Regions from separate parts of the Homo sapiens genome. Here region 1 is linked to region 2. Evidence: chromatin contacts called from ENCODE Hi-C or POLR2A ChIA-PET data. All regions are on one chromosome and are shown on one strand. The core of a region is the stretch at or near the end of the contact, and the rest is flanking DNA. Distances in the headings are between cores, read along the strand shown. Region 1 holds the start of NEXN (nexilin F-actin binding protein). Region 2 overlaps AK5 (adenylate kinase 5).

The links. Hi-C counts contacts between places; a loop is a spot of excess contacts on that map. ChIA-PET counts read pairs that join two places held with the same protein, here RNA polymerase II (POLR2A).
Region 1: a map with no recorded cell type shows a loop between it and region 2 (2.1-fold over the local background). The contact joins the promoter of NEXN here to the enhancer-like site in region 2. A Hi-C loop is called at or near these places in 1 of 37 single-sample maps with no recorded cell type. POLR2A ChIA-PET finds 5 or more read pairs at or near these places in 1 of 52 experiments (AG04450).

What each region holds. Positions count from the first base shown.
Region 1 is chr1:77,885,029-77,891,069 of GRCh38, forward strand. NEXN (nexilin F-actin binding protein) reads left to right here and starts at 3,596. Exons shown (of 13, transcript NM_144573.4): 1 at 3,596-3,731. It overlaps NEXN-AS1 (NEXN antisense RNA 1), which reads right to left and starts at 4,511. Exons shown (of 3, transcript NR_103535.1): 1 at 4,440-4,511; 2 at 2,572-4,240. RefSeq lists an enhancer at 3,541-3,600 and a silencer at 3,841-3,980.
Region 2 is chr1:77,537,232-77,542,997 of GRCh38, forward strand. The region is part of intron 13 of AK5 (adenylate kinase 5); the gene reads left to right. Among named protein-coding and RNA genes, the nearest start is that of ZZZ3, 140 kb to the right of the region's middle. Within about 2 kb of position 2,125, at least 13 of the 41 ENCODE cell types and tissues checked have a DNase peak (open chromatin) inside an H3K27ac peak, as active enhancers do.

The DNA of each region.
Region 1 (6,041 bases), core at 2,346-4,845, 350 kb after region 2:
AGAGAATCGCTTGAACCCAGGAGGCGGAGGTTGCAGTGAGCAGAGTTTATGCTACTGCACTCCAGCCTGGGCGACAGAGCGAGACTTATTCTCAAACAAACAAAATCCTACGTAGTCTTGTCTCCTGCTCCCCACTGCACCTCCTATTACCTCACCCTTCACCTACTCAGCTTCACTCGCACAAGCCTCCTGGTTCTTCCTAGAACATGTCAGATAGAATCCTTCTCTGGGCCTTTGTATCTATCCCTGGACCACTCTTCCTCCAAATATTTGCTTCTCCAGATATTTACATAGCCTACTGCCTCACTCTCCTCAAGGCTTTTACTCATATGAGGCTTTCCTTAGCCACTCTATCTAAAATTACAACATCTACTCAGCCTGCCTCCAGCATTCTCTACTTCCCTGCTCTGGTATTATCCATATTGCCATATTACATGTCACTAAATACTACATAGTTCACTTATTTGCTTATTGTCTGCCTTCTTTCACTAGAATGTATGTTCCATAATGGCAGGGATTTTTCCTTTATCACTGCTGTATCCTTAGCATATAGAACTGAATATCTGTTGAATGAATGAATGATGAATTGGTGGGAAAATAAGCAGGCCTTGCATGCTGTGAGTAGCTATCAGTGTTCTACAGAGAGAATGGAGAGCTTTGTTTAATCTGGTGAATCTATTGGGTGGATATAAAAATAAAAAATTGTTAAGTTTCTAGTTATTTATTTATTTATTATTTTTTGAGACAGAGTCTCACTCTGTCGCCCAGACTGGAGTGCAGTGGCATGATCTCGGCTCACTGCAACCTCCACCTCCTGGTTTCAAGCAATTCTCCTGCCTCAGCCTCCCGAGTAGCTGGGACTACAGGTGCACGCTACCACACTCAGCTAATTTTTATATTTTTAGTAGAGACAGGATTTCGCCATGTTGGCCAGGCTGGTCTCGAACTCCTGACCTCAAGTGATCCACCCGCTTCAGCCTCCCAAAGTGCTGGGATTACAGGCGTGAGACACCATGCTCAGCCAACTCACTTCTTTAAATCACAGAAATAAATATGTAATTATAAATTGATATGTATAGGGGCAGGGCACAGTGGCTCACACCTGTAATCCCAGCACTTTGCGAGGCCGAGGTGGGTGGATCACTTGAGGGCAGGAGTTCAAGACCAGCCTGGCCAACATGGTGAAACCCCATCTCCACTAAAAATACAAAAAGTAGCCAGGTGTGGTGGCACGCGCCTGTAATCCCAGCTACTTTTGAGTCAGGAGAATCGATTGAACTGGGGAAGCGGAGGTTGCAGTGAGCTGAGATCGTGCCACTGCACTCCAGCCTGGGCGACGGAGCGAGACTACATCTCCAAATAAATAAATAAATAAATAAATAAATAAATAAATAAATAAGCAAATAAATAGGAATATATATATATAGGGAAGAGAAAGGTGGGATGAAAGGTGAGGTGCAAGGTGGGGAGAAAGGTGGGATGCAAGGAAGCCTTCTCCGAGGAAGCAGCATTTAAGAAGAGATCGGGAGGATATGTTGAAGTTAGGTGAAGGGGAAAGTGGGAGAAAGGATTTCATGCAGGGAACAACTTATACAAAGGCCCTGCAGCCAGACTGCCCATAGAAAGTTTCATGAACTGAAGAAGGCCAAGGTGATGGCATCAAAGAGAGCAAGGGCACAAGCAAGACTACCAAGACCACCTATCACTATCCGTAGTTCGGTACATTTAAATAATTTTAATTACCAATTTTGAACTTTTCTGTAATCGAGGAATGAATGGCTTACCCTCCTTAGAAAAGTTTCCATCCTGAGTAAATACTGTGGGGATGGGACTGGGGAACAGAGTTATATTTGAGTAGAAGGCCTTTTGTGTGTACGGGTGTGAGAGAGAGAGAAACAGAGAGAGAGAGGGAGTTTCACTCTTGTTGCTCACGCTGGAGTGCAATGGCGCCATCTCAGCTCACAGCAACCTCAGCCTCCCGGGTTCAAGCGAAGTGGGTTCTTCAACCTCAGCCTCCCAGGTAGCTGGGATCACAGGCGCACGTCACCACGCCCGGCTAATTTTTTGCATTTTTAGTAGAGATAGAGTTTCACCATGTTGGCCAGGCTGGTCGCAAACTCCTGACCTCAGGTGATCCACCCGCCTTGGCCTCCCAAAGTGCTGGGATTACAGGCAGGAGCCACCGCGCCCGGCCTTTTTTTTTTTTTTTGGAGACAGAGTCTCATTTTGTCACCCAGACTGGAGTGCAGTGGGATGATCTCTGCTCACTGCAACCTCCGCCTCCTGGCTTCAAGTGATTCTCCTGCCTCAGCCTCCTGAGTAACTCAGATTACAGGTGTGTGCCTCCACACTAGGCTAATTTTTTGTATTTTTAGTAAAGACGGCCTTTTGCCATGTTGGTCAGGCTGGTCTTGAATTCCTGACCTCAAGTGATCCACCCGCCTCGGCCTCCCAAAGTGCGGGGATCACAGGCATGAGCCACCGCGCCCAGCCCAGAAGGCCTTTTCAACATCCCTGAAATATAACCTGAGCACCGCTGTCTGCTTAGGGCCTGAAGGTGGAAGTGGTTACCTTTATTCTTTATCTGGATGTCATTTCGATTTTTTTTTCAAGTGCAGTGAAGAATTAAAGATCTCGTCCACCAAAAATACTCCGAGTGTGCATTTCGGGTTTTAATATGGTATTGTCTGATGGGTTTGACAGGCTGGCGGTCCAAGTTGAAAAAGGTCTGTGGGTGTCTAATAGTCAAAGATGCCTTTATGAAGCTTTAGAAAGACCAGATATGGTTTGCCTTCAATTAAGAAAAAGGTGGAATATAAAGATATTTGTACTTATATAAATATATTCCTTCTTTTCTTCTCCTCCTCCTCCTCTGCCTTCAACTTTCTTCTTCTTCTTCTTCTTCTTCTTCTTCTTCTTCTTCTTCTTCTTCTTCTTCTTCTTCTTCTTCTTCTTCTTCTTCTTCTTCTTCTTCTTCTTCTTTTTTAACTCTCCTTTTAGAGTTAAAGACTGGAGCTAAGAACAGGGGAGCAATAGACAGATGAAGTGTTCCCGGATTGCTGCCCCACGCTCTTTGTAATAAAGGAAAACTTGGCCAAAGGTCAATGCTTAGGGTAGTAGAAGATATGTAGTGGCTTGGCTTCTTGACTGGAAACTAGGACGGGTAGAGTAGCTGAGAGAAGTGGGCCCCAGAGCAAACTGGTTGCGGGTAGGGGGAGCCAGCTTCAGCCCGGTAATGAAGCCCATTTCAGCCTCATTCCTTTCCCATGGCGGAGGCAGCCTTCCTTCCCCAGGCCTGGCTGGAGGTGGAGGCAGGCCCAAAGTTAGGGGGTCAGCTCGCGCACCTAGGGCCGGGAGACAGACAAATTCTGGCGGAAAGTTGGCAGCCACGGTCCCCCTCCCCTGCTTTTCTCCTCAACTCTCCACCCCCACTCCGGGTGATAACGGCGGAGGTGGGGGGTTGGGGGAACTGGCCTTGTGTTTTGGAACAGCTGCAGCCGGCGCTGGGCCCGCCTGGAATGCGGGAACAGGCTGCACACCAGGACTTTTATGGAAACTTGCTGCTGGAGACGGCGGCGGCGGCGGCGGCAGCGGCAGCCAGAGGACTCCCAGCGGCTGGAGCAGAAGTGTTAGCGGCCAGAGCTCCCAGACCCCTACCCACAGCCAGGCGGGACGCGCACAGTCCCTCCACGCGGAAAGAAGTACCTTCGCCGGTCACCGGCTCCTGCAGGGTGAGAAGAGTTGGGGGAACGTGGGCTGGGGGGAGTGGAGACGGAGGTGTCGGGTCCCCTGGTGGGGGCGGGGGCGGGAACGGCGGCTGCAGAGAGGCGCTCGGGGTCTGCGGCTTCTGGCCGTGCTCCGCTGCAGCTCCGGAGGGCGCCGGGCGCCATACAGCTGTGGTCCGCGCTGGCCCCGGCCCGGGCGAACCCTGCCTTGGAGCCGCATCCTGCGGGCTCGGCGGGGTGCCTACCAGGGGCTGCCCCAGGGTCTGAAAGTGTCGGCCGGCCTTGGGCTTCTGGTTGCAATGTCTTTGCCCTGCTCCCCTGCGCCTTGTCGGCTGAGTTTCGGGTGCGTTCCCTACTGTAGGGAGGGAGCCCTCTGTGAGCGGAGTGGGTGCCGATCCCTCGGCTGAACCCTTGGGGTCCTTAGGGAAGTTCAGTGCCGTCCCCCACCACTTGCCCCAGCCGCGGTCTCCGTCTCTGCCAGCAGTGCCAGTTAAGAAATCCTTTCTGATCGGTCTCTGTGGAAGATGGGGAGAAATATGATTTAACAGCCTATTACTCCCCCCCCACACCCCCGCATATCCCCCCACTCCTGTCTCCAACCCTTTTTTTTTTTTTTTTCGTGATTCTGCCCGAGGTGGGATGCTGGGGGTTGAGCAACTAGGGCTGGAAGTTTACGAAGTTTACGTAGTTTAAGTGAGTGAAGAATGTAGTCACCTCTTGAGAACTCCCTTTGCCTATATGCTTTTGAAAACGCCAAACCATTCCAGCTGTTTGTAAATTGTGAAACGTTCTACAAATGCATTAGCATTGGCATTTATAAAGAAAATGACGAAGTTGAGAGGTTATAGTTGGTTACTGCAGTGACTTAGAGATGCTCATTTTATAGTTATTAAAGCACAACGTGAACCAAGTTGGCAGAGAGATAACAAGGTAAAAATAGCATAAGGATATGTCCTAACAAAATGTCCTTGGTGAAGACACAGGTAGAGAAAAGAAGCCATAATAAAGAAATTAGTTCCCTGACCAAAACAACGGGAATATCATTCATCGTTAAATTTTGTTAATGAATTCATGTAGCAGCGGCCCATTGGCCTTCGAGTCACAACATAACTATGTCTTAGGTAATGTGATTAAATAAACTTAAGTATTTATACTTAAGTTCATATCTTAGTCACACGTTATTTATATCTTAGTCACACGTTATTGAGTGGACCACATAATTTCCCCCGCTAAACATTATCCTTTACAGGTTAAACTGCTGCAGTTAGAAAACTTTGTCTCAAATTCTTTTGAGTTTGGGGTATTGTTAAGAAAAAATGCATAATTAATCAAATGAGAGAAAGGTTTTTTGGGGGGAGGTATAATTTGTATAAGTAAACTTTGATTAACCAATGTAGCTGTTTAAGTTTCTTCTTCCTTACAATTAACACCGTATTTTTGCAGATATTTTATATTTTGACTAATGCTTCTGAGGAACAATTTAAAGAAAAATGCATGCAATTATGTAGTTTATCTGCAATTCCCTTAAAGAATTCTAAGCTAAAACCACAACAAAATTATTTTAAATCCAGTTTTCCTCATCATAGTTACAATGTAATCCAGTTTTAATAAAAGATTCATATTTTAAAATCCATTTTCAATTGAAATGTAATGAATAGCAATTGTTCCTGCTCACCTTAAAATGGAATTTGTGCTATTTTTGAAAATTTGACATGTAAGGCTGATCATTGTCAAAATGTATGTCATCTTGAGATGACTATATTTAGCATCAACAAAGGAATGCATTATCTAGGTTTTTGAACAGTCTTTTTCCCCTGAAATTTCACTTGAAGTATTTAGGTTAGGGTTTCATTTTTGAGCAGAATAAAAACTAAATATGCATATTTGGAAGACATTAATTGGGGATTCAGATTGCTTAGAATCTGAGCGGCCTATAATGACATACTTCATTTATTAAAAAAAATACCTGTTATCTTTGAAATACCCTAAAAGACAAAAAAAAGGGGGATTATTTAAATATGAGAGTTGTGCACACCTAAAAGAAAGAAAATAATGCAGTGAATGTGGAAAAGTATGTAACAGACAGGTAAAAGTCTAAACGTTTTTATAGAAGAGAGGACTGTTATTTTATAGTTATGTAGGCCACACACACACAGAACATCTTGGTAGTTTATAATTTGGAGAGAAAATGATTTATAACATTCTTAACAATTTCACATATTTCTGTTCTTATTTAATCAATCTGCGGTCCATATCACCTGTGTAGTTTCTTTCATGTTCTCTTTCTGGGTTTATAATTGCATAGTTACATATTAT
Region 2 (5,766 bases), core at 875-3,374:
GTGCACGCCACACCAGAGAAGCCCCAAGTGGAGAAGGTCAGGAAAACCAAGTAACTCCACGAGGCTGTGACATAAAGTGCCAAGGAAAAGAGGGTTAAGAGATGGAGATGGAGAGGCAAGCAAGGACTAGATCAAGATGGATCATATGTAGGAGCAAATAATTGTCCTCTGAGTGATGGGAACTACCAAAGGGGCAGGAATAATCAGGATTTCAATCTAGAAAGCTCAATCCATCATCCTTATGGGGAATGGATGCAAGAAGGTAAGGCTAGGAGACCACTGAGAGGCTAGAACAGTATCCAGGAACAAATCCATAAGGATGACAGAGTGAGCTTTTGTCCAGGAACAAAATCCTGAGTACTCGAACTGGAGAAGGGAGAGTGGGATCTCTTGCTGTTCACAGGATAAGAGACATCATCAATAAATAACAAACTTGTCTCTGAGGAAGCTACATTACTGATTCCTTGGGGGAAAACCATTGATAATGAATTCTTATCTTCTAACTCTGTTAATGGTCCGCTTTCCAGAATCCTAAGAAACACTGGGTATAGAAGTCTGAAAGATGCCTCTGCATTTAACTGAGTGTCAAATATGTGGCATGAGAGACATAATCCCCTACTTCCACATCCATGGCCATTGCTAGTTGATCCCAGCACTGTTTCTCAGTCAGCAGGTGTGGCCTGAGAATGTTTGTCAACACAGCACTCCAGGCAGCTACTGCCAATTAATAGGACTTGATGTGCAACCTGAGACTTATTTGTTGTGCTTTATATAACCTCTGGCTGCCACATTTTAAAAATAAAGACTTCGATCTTTAATAACAGGGCCAAGTGCAATGGCTCACACCCGTTATCCCAGTTCTTTGGGAGGCCAAGACAGGAGGATTACTTGAGTCCAGGAGTTTGAAGACCAGCCTAGGCAACATTTCGAGACCCTGTCTCTCCAAAAAATGCAAAAATTAACTGGACTTGGTGGTATATGCCTGCAGTCCCAGCTACTTGGGAGACTGAAATGGGAGGATCACTTGAGCCTGGGAGGTCAAGGCTGCAGTTTGCCATGATCGCACCACTGCACTCCAGCCTGGGCAACAGAGCAAGACTGTCTCTCAAAAAAAAACAACAACAACAACAAAAAAAAAAAACATAAACAAAAGTGTTTTTGTTATATAAGAGCAATGTCTTAAGAATTCAGGGCTGCAAAGGCCTTTCCAAAATTAGATTGTCTAGTGATTTCCACCTTTTGAGCAGCCTGGAACATTAAAAAAAAAAAAAATCCTGGTGTGGTGGCGCGTGCCTGTAATCCCAGCTACTCAGGATGCTAAGGCAGAAGAATTGCTTGAACCCAGGAGACAGAGGTTGCAGTGAGCTGAAATCACACCACTGCACTCCAGCCTGGGTGACAGAGAGTCCCTGTCTCAAAAAATAAAAAAAAAAATTAAAAAAAAGAAAGGTATTTCTTCCACTTTTAAGATTTGTAAAGGTGGGAAAATTCCTAAGTAATTCAGGATTTAACCACTTTTAGAGTTGGAAAATCCCTCTTAGCTCTCTGTTGTATTATTCCAACCTGAATTCTACAAACTCACAAATGACTGCTCGTGAGTACAGGGTTGAGTTCTCAGACAAATCTGATTTCTGGAATCTTCCTTAGAGCTTTCTAAGTTAGTGGTGTCCAAAAGACCAGATTACAACACATTTAAAGATCTTCATTGGCTTTTATTCATGATTCTAGAATTGGGCAGACCTCAGGACCAGAAAAATGTTTGAAGAATAAGCCACATGGTCAAGCAATATTTATGTTTAGAAAACAGAAGTGAGGAACTGAGGTTAATTAGTTACAGCCTTATGTGAATCAGCTGGCTACCTACTATTGACTTAAGCTCAGCTGCTGGAACTACCAAAACTCAGCCATCTGTTACAGTGTGTACATCCAAGTTGTTTGTTTCATTTAGCACGGATGACTCCACGTTGGTTCGGCCTGTTGGGCCCAGAACGGGAGCCTAGTCCAAACCAATGGCCTCCTACAAATTTTATTTAATGGTGGAAAAGAGGTTTGCAGTCCCCTGGCTCATCTCTTCAACTTCCCCTGCATTTTGGAGATGCTGGCTGCTGGGTGCGTGGTGAGGTAACATTATGATCCACTGCACAAATATGTAAAACCTCTCCAGCCCGGACTGCAGAGCAGCGTGAGCTTCAGCCTTCAGGACTCCCAGAGAGTCTCAGGGAGGCTGCTTCATCCCACTGCCCCTGCCCAGGGCCATCCCCTACCCACACAGCTGCAAAGATGAACAGTCCTCCCTACACACCTAGCATAGAAACAGTGTGTGCTGGGCCCAGGAAGCTGAGATTTGTCTGCAGGTACCCGTGGGGTTTGCCAGTAGCTAGGGTGACAAGAGCGGGGACTGCAGGAGAAGCAGGGGAGGGGACAGGATTGTTTGCCGCTGGAGAGGGAGAAAGCCACTGGCCCACTCTGTTGTCTGGCCTCTGGGTTTTTGCCCAGTCCTCCTGCATCAGCTTAATCTCCCTTGGTTCCTAAGTAACAGCTTGTGGCCTGCTCCTGTGATGCTGTTTGGATTGTTTGCCCCTCCTCCCTGTTGTTTTACTGGACCCAAGACAGGGCTGCTCACCCAAGAGGACCTCTGGGTCACTTAAGGAGCTTTCTTAAAACTAGGTGGGGCTGGTGAATGCACTTCAAGAAAGCAAGTGAGATGAATCAGCAGTTCTGTGAGATTTATTTAGGAATTAAAGCCACAGGGGGGGCCAACCCATGCAGCCCACAAATAGGCCACAAGCACCGCCCTCAGGCCTCTACCCAGCAATGCTGACATTGAACCCATCATCTGACACCCTCCATCCCCCACTCCATGACAAGTCAGCCCTTTGGCCACCAGCTAGCTAAGGAAAGTGCAGCAAAATTTCAAACAAAGATAATTTTTAAAGCAAAGCAGAATTTATACAGCCACTCCCTTATTCTTTATGTCATCATAATGCCATCCTTGTACAATAAAGTTAGAACTTCTTGTAACGTGCACACCAGAGATGGAAGTACATGTGATACAGGTGTATCCCTTTCTGCCTGTTTTTCTCCCTCTCATAAAGCAGAGGTTTGCCCTGCATCTGAGAAAGAATTAGAACAGAACTTTCCTCCATTTCATTCCCCACCTCACTACACTTGGGCCAGGCAGCGTTCGCCAGTCATGGCACTTCCTACCAAGTCTGAATGCTGTCTCAGAAACTTGCTCAACACAGCCGTATGGACCATCACCCCCAACTGACTAGAATTAGCCTACAAGAAGAAGTTTTCTTTCACCTTAGTGAGATAATTTATTATGGCCATAAGTAACTGAAATGTAGCATTTGGGGATGAAAAGCACAGTTACCAGCCAAAGACTCCCTGGGGGATGGCGGGGGGAATATGGGCCTGTGCATCAGAAAGCCCCAGGCACACTTTCATCAACTTCGGTGAGTCATTTTACTGCTTCACCTCTCAGTTCTTCTTCCTAAAGTGGATAGAACACGATCTACTAGAATTGACCAAGTCTATTATTATAAAAGTAACACATACTTGCTTTATAAAATATAGAAAACTGGTCAGGTGTGGTGGCACATGTCTATAATCACAGCAGTTTGGGAAGCCAAGGAGAGTGTGGGTCACTGGAGCTTAGGAGTTTTTTTTTGTTTGTTTCTTTTTTTTTTAGAGATGGAGTCTCGCTCTGTCACCCAGGCTGGAATGCAATGGCGCAATCTTGGCTCACTGCAACCTCCACCTCCTGGGTTCAAGCCATTCTTCTGCCTCAGCCTCATGAGTAGCTGGGATTACAGGCACCCACCACCACACCCAGCTAATGTTTTGTATTTTTATTAGAGATGGGGTTTCTCTTATGTTGGCCAGGCTGGTCTCGAACTCCTGACCTTGTGATCTGCCTGCCTTGGCCTCCCAAGGTGCTGGGATTACAGGCGTGAGCTACCACGCCCAGCCAGGAGCCTAGGAGTTCTTGACTATCTTGGGCAACATGGCAAAACCCATCTCTACAAAAAATACAAAAGTTAGCCAGGCGTGGTGGAACACATCTGTGGTCACAGCCACTCAGGGGACTAAGGTGGGAGGATTATTTGAGCCCAGGAGGTTGAGGCTGCAGTGAACCAAGATAGTGCCACTGCACTCAACTGGCGAGATCCTGTTTCCAAAAAAAGAAAAAAGAAACAAAGAAAATGTAGAAAACTAGGTAGTCCCACCACTCAGAGGCAAACATTGTGGGGCGTTTTCACCACATCTTTTTGCTGTGAATTTTAAAAACATGATTGTGATTGTAGGTAATACTGAGCCAGACTCTGTGGTTGTAGGTAGCAGGTGCCAACTCCCGCTGGCCTAACCTGAAACACAGAACTTCATTATAAGGTTAGAAGACTCAAGGCTGAGGCACAGCAGGCCCTAGAAGGCGTGTGGGATCAGGCCTAAAAGGCTCACAGTGCTCCCTACTGCTTCACAAACACCGTTTCCTTCTCTCTAAGCTGGGTTTTTTTTCTTTCTCTGGCTTATAAGCCAGAATATGCCCACCTGACAGCTTTCGCATTTGCACATTACCACGGCACTCTGATTCCCAGCTCCAGATTCCTGAGAGAAATGATGTGGTTGGCCTTGCTTTGCTCAGGGTCTCCTTGGCTCTCTTAGCTGTGGACAGGCAGCTGGGGTCACAGGGGGCTTTTTTATTTTTTTCTGTACTTTATTGAGTGCATATGGTATGTGTGGGACACGACACTTGGTGCTGGGGACACAGCAGTCAACGTGACAAAGCCCCTCACTGAAAAGAGAAAAACAGGCCAGGCACGGTGGCTCACACCTGTAATCCCAGCCCTTTGGGAGGCCAAAGCAGGCAGATCACAAGGTCGGCAGTTCGAGACCAGCCTGGCCAACATGGCAAATGTCTCTACTAAAAATATAAAAATTCGCTAGACGTGGTGGTGCGCATATGTAATCCCAGCTACTGAGGAGGCTGAGGCACGAGAATTACTTGAACCTGGGAGGCGGAGGTTGCGGTAAGCCAAGATCACACCACTGCACTCTGGCCTGGATGACAAAACGAGACTCGGTCTCAAAAAAAAAGAGCAAAACCGTATACAAGAAAATAAAGCAACCACTAACAAGTTCTGTGGATAAAACAAAACAGAATGCATTGTTGGGAGTGAGCACTGTGGGCAGCTGTTTGGAAAGTCTGAGGAGGTAGCATTTGAATTAGGACCTGACTGATATAAACATGGTTACCTGGGACTCTTCCCTGTGAAGCAGATGGAGGACAAGGAATACCCAGAGAGAAGGGCTCGTTGTGAGCTGAGAGAAACCACAGAAATAGCTATCTCAAGTGGCATAGGCAGAATTGTATCAAATGATATTTAAAGCCTCTTTTTTTCCTAAGTATAAGTAACAACTACACATTGTTTAAAAAAGAAACAAACTAGAAAATTTAAGACTATAAAGGTAAACATTAAAATTATTGAGAATTATTCCACCCAAAGATAATCACCAATGAACATTATGATATATTTCCGTACATTTTGGTTTTTTTCCATTTTTATATACATTTTGTTCATGGCATAATTAGCCCAGAAACACCCCAGGCCATAGATGAAGAGGGCCTGGTAACAGATTATTTCTGTCCCTGCGTTATTTGCTACTCTTAACTGATTAAAAAAATAAAAAGAGAGCCCAGTGACTCATTAAACATGAGTTTTGCAGACAGACAATCAAGTTCCTTGGCAACTCTGCTTTTGT